Linked DNA regions of Homo sapiens: region 1 is linked to region 2. Evidence: read pairs that join two places in POLR2A ChIA-PET (ENCODE). Cell type or tissue: A673. All regions are shown on one strand.

The links. ChIA-PET counts read pairs that join two places held together with the same protein. Peaks named below come from ENCODE experiments on the same cell type or tissue, not always from the same donor. Only the 100,000 strongest peaks of a DNase experiment are listed, where the experiment ranks them.
Region 1: POLR2A ChIA-PET joins it to region 2 with 13 read pairs; 1 of 35 experiments calls an interaction of 5 or more read pairs at or near these places.

Annotation. Positions count from the first base shown.
Region 1 is chr10:20,629,208-20,634,207 of GRCh38, reverse strand. No RefSeq gene overlaps it. Among named protein-coding and RNA genes, the nearest start is that of MIR4675, 80 kb to the right of the region's middle. In A673, a CTCF peak has its summit at 4,860 (motif pointing left); DNase peaks (open chromatin) are centred at 2,277 and 2,807.
Region 2 is chr10:20,011,370-20,016,369 of GRCh38, reverse strand. The region is part of intron 2 of PLXDC2 (plexin domain containing 2); the gene reads right to left. Among named protein-coding and RNA genes, the nearest start is that of PLXDC2, 200 kb to the right of the region's middle. In A673, no CTCF peak of the experiment used is centred here; DNase peaks (open chromatin) are centred at 1,839 and 2,129; H3K27ac peaks cover 4,646 bases.

The DNA.
Region 1 (5,000 bases), 620 kb before region 2:
GTGCAAATCTAAATGACTTTTAGAAAGTTTGTTTTTAACATGCGTGTTGCTAGTATAGCAAACACATTATGTGCTTTTATACTGTGATGATTTAATGTTCAAGACAAATAGTAAAGTATTTGCTTATACATTTTTTTATCTCTTAAAATGTAAAAAAGTCATATTTTTTGTCAGGAGCTTTTTAAATGTGAGCATGCAACTCCCTCTCCCGTAAGTTTATTCGTTATCAATGCCAGATACCTAAATGGTTACTCCCTTGCTCTGTCATTCAAATTCCCATTAGGGAGGTAATGAAATCAAGTAGAGGGCGGAGCTACGAAGACTTGTTCTCTGGTGCTTGATGACTCTGAATCCAGTTCCCTTTCTTTCTTTGTCCTGATGGCAAATTTATCTTTTATTTCCTGGAAGAATTTGCAGCCAGATGTATTACTCTAACATTTATGCTTCTATGGCAGGCTTCTTACAGTGGAGAAGGTTTGGGGAGGTGAAGGAAAAAAACTAAATAACCAAAGAAACACTTCTACAAAGAGAGAATGATACTTTTTGCTTTGCTTTTAAAATCTACCTTTATTCATTAAAATAATGCATTTCGACAATTCGTGGTTATGTATAACTGTTGGCTGAAGGAATATTCAACTTCTTCATTCACATTTTTATGGCTGGAGCAGTTTTTGCTCTCTGGGAAGTAGAAACTCTCTTGGGTGGAAGCAGCCGAGTGAGGCTGCCTTTCTTATTGTCTCTATGAGGGAGATCCAGTGGGCCCTATCTATGGTGTTTGCCCACAAATCATGATTTTGGCCTGAAGTCACTGTGAGTAAGAAGAGTGAGGAGTTTTACTAGCCACACTGAAATGATAATGGGAAACATCAAGGTGCAAATGCTGATTTGATAGTCACAGAGATTTGTTCAGAAATCCAGCAATTAGGAATGTGAAGGTTGGCATAAGCACAACAGAGGTCAAAAGGACAGAAGGGAGCTGTCTTAGATCATTTGGAACTTATTTTTTAAAAGTCTTTTCTGAGGTGACTTAAGTGAACTTCTTGAAGTAGAATGTAAAATTAGATAATGATGCATGAACATAAAGAGGACATTTGAATCGTATCATTGAAAAATCCAACGTTATAACAGTAGAAAAATTAAGAGGATATTTGGGGGCCATTCCTTTCCTTTCAGGATTGACAATATCCACCTCCCTAGGCTCCCACCACTTACAGTCAACTCTTAAGTCTCCTTTTGGGTACCTAAAGTGATACTCTTATTTTAGAAAGATGATACCACTTCCTGCTGTCTTCGAGCTCTGCAGTGGGCAGCCATGCATCTGATGTTCTGGCCAGAAGTCAGCAAGGGGTCCTTCTAGCTATCTATTTTGAGGTGAAAGAGAAATAAACATTTCCAAATACTATCCCATGGGTCATCTCCCTAGCTCACAGGCCCATAAATATACTTAAAAGCATCCTGACAATAGAGACATAAATTTTGTTGAGACACATCTTGAATGGAAAACATTTTATATTTCTAAAGTGCCTCTTCGGACTTATCTATCTAAGAGTGAAAAAAATCTCACAAAAACAGATTTTCACAGCTAGGTATATCTTTGAAGCTACATGTGACATTATTACGTGGTCATAAGACATCTTCATACCTACCCACTCCACAACAAACTTGGGTATGTGTATGCACATGTATGTATGTGTATGTGTATGTGTGTATGCATTTTCTTTAATAAAGGTCTCAGACATTTTCTATTCTGAAGAAGGCCAGGTTTTTAACCTCTTACTGGAATCAACTTGTAAATTAAGCTTTGAGATTTTCAGAACCAATTAGTATGTACCAAGTAGTAGCTGATACATAGCAAAAGCTGAAATGCTCATTGAATGAATGAATGCATGAGCTCATGGGAATGTATTCTCCTTTGAGCACTCTAAGAGCTGTGAGTCTAGACCTGGATATTTCCACCTATTATTTATAGCTCTAGTGATCAGGAGAAATTTTTTACTCACAGGCATTTTCAGGAGGTTTTCTCAAGTCAAAGTCTTGGAATTACAGTCGCCATAAGTGAACACACTTCTAAATTCTTATGACTTCATTGTGGCCTTTAACATATATTGCAGTCACCTGGCGCATCCTTAAGGCTGCATTGTCATTGCGTAGTTAGACACTTTGCAGCATGACAGAGAATGTGTTGGATAATTGGTTGAAACTGTTAAATTATGAGGACAAGCATCCTGGGCCATACACACCATGTATAATGTGTTGAGTCATCCACAGATAATTGAAATCTGGACTATGTGTGCAGGTTTTATAGTGGCCATAATCTCTTGTTTTGACATTTGAGACAGGAAAATGCCTCCTGCATAATGAGAATTAGTAGTTACCAAAGCCTTATATGCAGAAAGGCAACATTTTGACTAAAAATGTACCTAAAAGTGTGAATAATTCAAAATCTGGCTTATTTTATTTTAGATAGCCTGTTACCCCAATTAATAGAATAAATATAAAAGAAAGCCAACAAACATCTTTCCTGCAATGCTAAAGAATAAATTAATTGTACCAGATATTTTAAAATACTTTGAGACAATTGTAGGGATAGATTAACACTAGGCTTATTAAGTTTGCATTGATTTATCATCACCTAAATATCCCTTTTCTTCCCCAAGATGCTGACAAAAACCACAGCTATACAACTGGGAGTATGAGAAGAGCAACTAATAGCACATCAACTACTGTTTCCTGACAGTTGTGTGTATGCCTCAGATAATTGGTTCAAGTTTCTTGCCTCATTGTAAGACAGCATCTCCTCAGAGATCTCAGGAAATATGCTCATTTTTCCCAAATTGCATTAAATCGCATAAAGATTTTTCCCTCTAAAGATTAGCTTCTAGGAGGAATGGTTAACTATCAGGAAGCTGTACATTAGCTAGTCCAGTTATTGCTGCTCAGAATAAAAGCAAAGAATGGAAATATGAAGCCAGCAGCCTTCACTGCAGATGAGCAGGGGCAGGGGATATGATTTAAAAGAAACCAGACTGGCTTCACTAACTTGAATAAGCCCAGCCCAAAGAAAGAAAGAAGCTGCTCCTAGACTGAGAGGCTGAGGGACAGGTGTCTGGCTAGTTGCACTAAACCTTATTGATCTGACAAAAAGGTTAAATTCCGGGACATTGGAGTGCCCTTAACTCAAAGGGCACTTTGTTCCTTCTATTTTGTTATCTGTCAATGATGTAAAATTAGCTCTTACTAGAACTTGATGTGTAACATTCAAATCAAAAGGAAGCTTGTAATTATTTTCAGAATTTATTCGGCAAAAATTCAACTTATATAGAATCAGTCAAGATATTTCAGGCAGTGGTGCAACTTCTGTAATGATTTGGCTGATTGGTTCTCTTCTCCACTTCAATTGGTTTGTCTGATCATACATCCAGTAAATTTCCAATATCTGCATTCATGCTACAATCTCCATGCAGCCTGTCTAAGGAGTAAATAGAGTGAGAGGTAAGTAAATGACTACTTAATGGATATCTTTGAGAACAGGAAATTAGGGATAGAGATATTTTAATGTATCTTCTACTTTTAAACAGTATTATTCCCTTCTTTTGCATAATAACAGGTTTGAATTCATATCCTTTTCTGTTCTTACAACAGGAACAACAGCTCATTGTTGTTTCGGTATGTTACTCATACTGAAAAATAACTTCACAGTGAAAAAGTTTTCAGGGTGGTCACAGTGACTCACACCTGTAATCCTAATTCTTTGAGAGGCCAAGGTGGGAGGATTGCTTCAGGCCAGGGGTTTGAGACCAGCCTGGGCAACACAGAAAGGTCCCCACCTCTGCAGAAAATAAAAATTAGTAGGGATGTTGGCACATGCCTGTAGTTCTAGCTACACAGGAGGCTGAGATAGGAAGATTGCTTGACCTCAGGAATTCAGCATTACAGTGAGCTATGATCATGCCACTGTACTCCAGCCTGGGTGACAGAGCAAGATCCTGTCTCAAAAAAAAAAAAAAAAAAAAAAAAGTTTTCAACACTCCCTTCACAAAAATTTGAAACATCCATCTAATTTTCTATTTTTGAAGTAGGTAATGCTAATATATCTTATTGGCAATATGATACTATATTGACATATTTACAACACAATATAATTACAAACCTAGAGAGAAAGTAGCATGCATACATCTTGCTTGAAAGAGAAGTCTACAACCTTCTGTGAATACTGCATACTAGAAAAGCAAATTACTATTTCCAAGAAATTTGCTTTCAAATTTGTTTCATCACAGGCATACTAAGAATATAGAAAATATCACAGTGCAGACATTTCAAGAAGTATCCTACCTAGTTGGAATGGAGGCAGCCAGAGATGATTAGAAATACAGGAAGAGAATATTTGAATTAGAAAGGACTCATGCTAAAGTGGATATAATTACAAAATATAAATTAATGTATAAAATATTATATGAACAAGAGTAAAATTCAGAGGTTAATGAAACCAATTCTAGATTTCCATGGAATCTTATGCCTTGGGGAGTGAGGGAGAAGATACCAATGGTGGAAGGGAAACGCCAAGCCAGAGTCTCTTGGCCTCAGCCCCTTCTTTCTTCTTTTATTAATAGTGGGTGCTACCTAATATTAGGTGAGATAATATCAGACCAAAGAGGAACTATTTCCTCTGAGAATATATAGGAAGTCAATAAAAGAAGTATGTCACATATTTAAGTTTGACAATGTTAGACCTATAAGCTGTAATCTCATTCTATTAGTGGGTTTTAACTTTCTTAAGGAATCTCACTTTTTTCTTATAAACACCTAATTTTGTCCAGGCCTTCTAATGCTCTGAAGAATGCTGACACAATATGGTTTATTCTGTCTGGATGTGTGTTATATCACGTTGCCCCCTACTGATCAAGAGACACTGGGATACGTGAGCCAATCACTAGGACACCCATCAGTGAAACAAGCAAGATGGCTTAGCCAGATATCCACTGCTAGCCTCTATACAAGAG
Region 2 (5,000 bases):
ATGGACTCCGTTTTACTTCCAGTCCAAACCACAAATGAGTCTTGGTTTTCTTGGTCAGAAAGGAAGTAGTCTCTCTATCCTTTTTGGTTTTATGTCTAACCCTCAGTTAAACACTACTTTCCCTACATCCATACAAGTTGCTTCAAATCAATGGATGCTTTATGAACATGAGCAAAGTACCCAGAATTGTTTCTTTTCTCAAGGAGATTCCAATCTCAGTTAGATTTTCCCCAGACTTGGTCTTTTGAAACAGTCCAGTCATTTCATGGCTTCTTGGTTTGGAGCGATATCCAGAGAGTTTAATTTTCCAAACCTTGATTTAAATAGAGAGGCCCTTTCACTTATTCCAGAAGAGAATGTACTTTATACTCGTGATGGCTTTGCCATAATGGTGACATGGGGAATGGTTTCAGACTACAGAAGTCGTTACTAGTATATGAGTTCTTAGTAAAAAGAAATACTTGGTTGAGAGGGCAAATTTGCCAATAAGAAAGGAGAGTGAACACGATGGTTGGAACAAACCGAAGTGGACAAGGCTCACGGGGATTTATGTGCTTGTATTGGAAGGAGGCCAATGAGGATGAGAGAATTGGAGATTGCCATTTATGGTGCCCAGAATGTTGGGTTCACCATCGTATCCTCTCTCTATCTTTTCATAATTTCTGATCTCTGTGTTTTTTTAATCGATTATACTTGGTCTCTTTTCATTGTCTCTCTTCCTTGTCTTCCAGAGCCACAAACTGGAGAGCATATAAAGTTTAAGGAATTCAGTGGAGCAAATGGAGTCTTGGCCAGTCTTCCATGTACCTGTTTAGTTTATGTTGATTGTAATGCTCAGTGAAATAACATCTAATTGAAGAGGACAATAAGTATCATGTACAAGGGCTATCCAAGCCACCATTAATTTCTCCCACAAAAGTCATTTTTAAAATCCTTTGAAATAATGCACACATGTTGAGTATGCACATACATATACATACAAACATACACAAACTCACACACAAACACACAGACACGTGCACACACATACAAATTGCCAAATTTCTCTTTAGAGACTTTGGAAAAAAAAACACTTTAGTATATTCCAACCTTGCCAAGACATAAGGATTTTTAAAAGCACTGCTGGCAATGCCAAGTTCTTGAGTTCCTAATTTTGCAACTGCAGCCCAAAGGAAGACAATGATACATTGATAAGGTGGCCATTGAGCAGAGAGAGGATGACTGGGGGAAAGCTCTGTTGGAATAAAATGGAGTAATGTGAGAAAATTAATATTTGTCCCAGATTCTGATTCCCTGCTGTCAACTCACTCCTGGCTTTATCTCACGGACTGCTTCAAAGCTGAAAATCATTTTCTCTTCCTCGATTCTTTCTGACAAACATTTAAAAAGTCAATAGAAAATCAGGAGGAACAGTGCCACAGCCATTTACCATTTACTGCAATTTGCATTCACCAGTGATCACTAACTGGAAAAAAAAAATGTTCTCTTTGAAATGTTTCAACATTGTCCTTAAGGAAAAGATAAAAATAGAGTTTTTTCTTTTGTGATTGTGTGCAGAATATATCACATTCTCTCTTTAGTAACAAGATAAGAGATATACATGGACAAAGCAAAATTTTTTAAAATCCTTGAAATGGCTGTTATAATTATTGTTCAGCAACAAAACTATCTGAACAAAGCCTATTAAATACATTCTAAATCTGCTCAAACCATAGCAAACTTATTCAAGGGAGCAAAATAACATTTTGACTCTCACGGCAAAAGTAATTTTAATTTCCATTTTAGTTACTTATGGACCAATAAGTAACTGAGCTATAGCTGCTTCAAGAAGGTGTCCTGAAATAAACAGATTTACCTTGGATGGGTTGATGACAGAAAGAGAGAAAGAAAGGAAAAAAAAGAAAGAAAGAAAGAGAGAGAGGGGAAGGAAGGAAGGAAAGAAGGAAGGAAGGAAGGAAGGAAGGAAGGAAGGAAGGAAGGAAGGAAGCAAGGAAGGAAGGAAGGAAGGAAGGAAAGGGAAGGAGGGAGGGAGGTGGGGAGAAGGAAGGAAGGAAAGTGGGGCGAGGGAAGGAAGGAAGGAAGGAAAAAAGGAAGGAAGGAGAGAAAGAGAGAGGGAGAGAGGAAGGAAGGAAGGAGGGAAGGAAGGAGGGAAGGAAGGAAGGAAGGAAGGAAACAAGGGAGGGAGGGAGGGAAGGAAGGAAGACTTCTGAATGTACTAAATCATGTTATTTCCTTATGCACATGATAGAAAACATTACTTTCCATAGAGTTTTGAGGAATAGTGAATGTAAAAGATTTCTCTAAAAAGTGTGTTTGCCTTTAGGAGATAATTTTACTATCATCTGGTACAATTGGTAACATGAGAAAAATTTCTAATGAATACTTATAATTTTGTTCTAGCACATTTCTGTATTTATTCATAGTTGTTTCCTTACAAAGCCTTATTTAACTACATTTCTCCCATTTGAATGTGACACTCTTCTATTCTGATGAAGATTAACCTCATTTACTCGTAAAAGAAATAAAGCAGTATCTGATTACTCAGTGGACAGAGGAAGATAAGTCATTTTTTATTAAAATATGTTAAAGAAAAAGAAGATGATCATTTATACCTGGTTTTTAAGATAACAGATAATTCTATAATCCTGTTTACAATGGACAAATGAATTGTTTTCAGTTCTTTGGGAAGGTTTGGTGAGATACCTTGTAAACATTTTCAGAGCATAGAATTTTAAATTAGCTTTTACTCTGTACTAGTTTTAAATGACAGAACTAGTAAAGATTTCCATTCAAATAATAAACACTGTGCAAAGCACTATAATCTTAGAAAAAGGAAGAATATTATAACCTAAATGTTCTTAGGAAAAAAACCGAGAATCAAAATCAATGCATTCATCTTTGAAAATTATAAAAATTTTCATTAAACCACAAAAGATCAGGGAGCATTATTTTTAGGTAAAAAATCCTGTCATGAAATAAAACATCTTCAGTTTTGGAAGTACCTAAAAGAGTTCCTTAATAAGAGGTGATATAACATGTGAATTTTAAAAATTTAAACAATATTAATTAAAGTTTTCTTTGTAAGTTTTTCTTTCAAATTGTTTTGGGCACAAATGGGAACCACACTGTGAATTCAAAATAAAAGAGATAGACGCTATGTAGGCAGGTAGGTAGATAGGTAGGTATGTAGGTAGATAGATAAACAGATTGATAGGGACAAATCTCTAGATATTATCTAAAAGGTGAATATTAATGATTTATATAGCTTTGTTCTTTAAGCTAGAGACTGCATAAATATATAAAGTTTACAAAAGAGTTAGAAATTACTTATAAAAGCCAAATAGTTCCAGCCGTAATAGTTTGTCACATTCATTCAATTCAGTGCAATGGATTCCAAACTATTACTTCAATTTAATAGCTAAAGCTTGAAATAACATATAGAAAATAACTCAAAACAACCGTTCCCAAGGGCTGCCAAGTTCAGTACTTTTGTTTCTAGACAGATTCAGACATCTATGCATTGCTCGGGCATGAACAGAAGTGTTTTCTTTCAGGGAAACACAAAAAGAAAACTAAGGCAGTCTCTTTTCATTCTAAACGTTACCATCTTTTCTTGAACATTTGAGTACTTGATGCCTTCTTTAATAGTTCATAGAGTGACATGTTAGCAAATATTTCTATCACAAACACAAAAGCAATGCATGGATAAGACATGCAAATATTTTTATAAGGAGACCCTTATCAAGCCAGATGCGGTGGTTGACGCGTATAATCCCAGCACTTTGGGAGGCCAAGGTGGATGGATCACCTGAGGTCAGGAGTGTGAGACCAGCCTGGCCAACAAGGCAAAACCCCATCTCTACTGAAAATACAAAAAGAAAAAAAAAAAAGCTGGGCGTGGTGGTGGCACTGTAATCCCAGCTCCTCAGGAGGCTGAGTCAGGAGAATCGCTTGAACCTGGAAGGTGGAGGGTGCAGTTAGCTGAGATCGCGCCACTGCACTCCAGCCTGGGAAACACAGCAAGTCTCCTTCTCCAAAAAAAAAAAAAAAAAAAAAAAATAAAAAAGAGAGAGAGAGAGAGAGACTCTTATCCCCTTATCTATCTTAGATCTGCTTCAGAAATACAAGGTGAAGTATAACTCCCTGAATATTTAGCAGAGTGTAAATATTAATCATTGCTTAAAAATAGAAACACAACTTTTCATACATATGTTTAGATAATCAGAGAAAAAAATTAAATGCCTTCTCTATTTGTAATGGCCTATCGATGTGTCTACCTAATAGTGTTTCCATCTAAGTCACAATATTTGACAAAGACACAAGAGACATTTTTGGGGAAGGTTCATAGAAAATTCTGGTTGCCACCATACAATTACAGAACGTCACTGTTTATCAGACACTATCATCCTTCATGTTTTCAGTGAATTGGTGCTAAATTGTTGAGTACACATTAATTTGTATGATAAAATAAATGGCAAAGACTCACTGTGATTCGTGTACCCAACTGGCATTAGTCTTTGTACATAAGTTCACGGACAGAGTAGATTCATCATACTACAGATCTTCATGGAAATAAGTAGTAGCTCTGATGTTCCCCCATATGCAGTAATAAAAATAATGCTATCAGCATGTCTGTGCCAACTCAGATTTATTTAGCCTTTGAGCTACAATCAATTCATTATTCCATTTGTGATTCTGAAAATCACAGGAAGAAAACCTAGTCTTTAAGGCCTAATCGATTGATATGGAATGGGATTGCCCAGTGAATGATCCCAGAAGCTCTCTCCTTATTGCCAGGAAAACAGATAGCTGAGAAGATGAGTTATGGCCCCCACAGGGACATGAGCTGAGCTGAATTCAATATTCCTTGAGCCCTGGTAACTCCAATCTAGGCGCTGGTGGATGACGTTTTTCACACTTTGCTAAACTGCTGGCAGTTAAGCCTGGACCATATGGTGTGGGATCCTCAAATGTGAATTTCCCTGTACAATCCCCCTTCC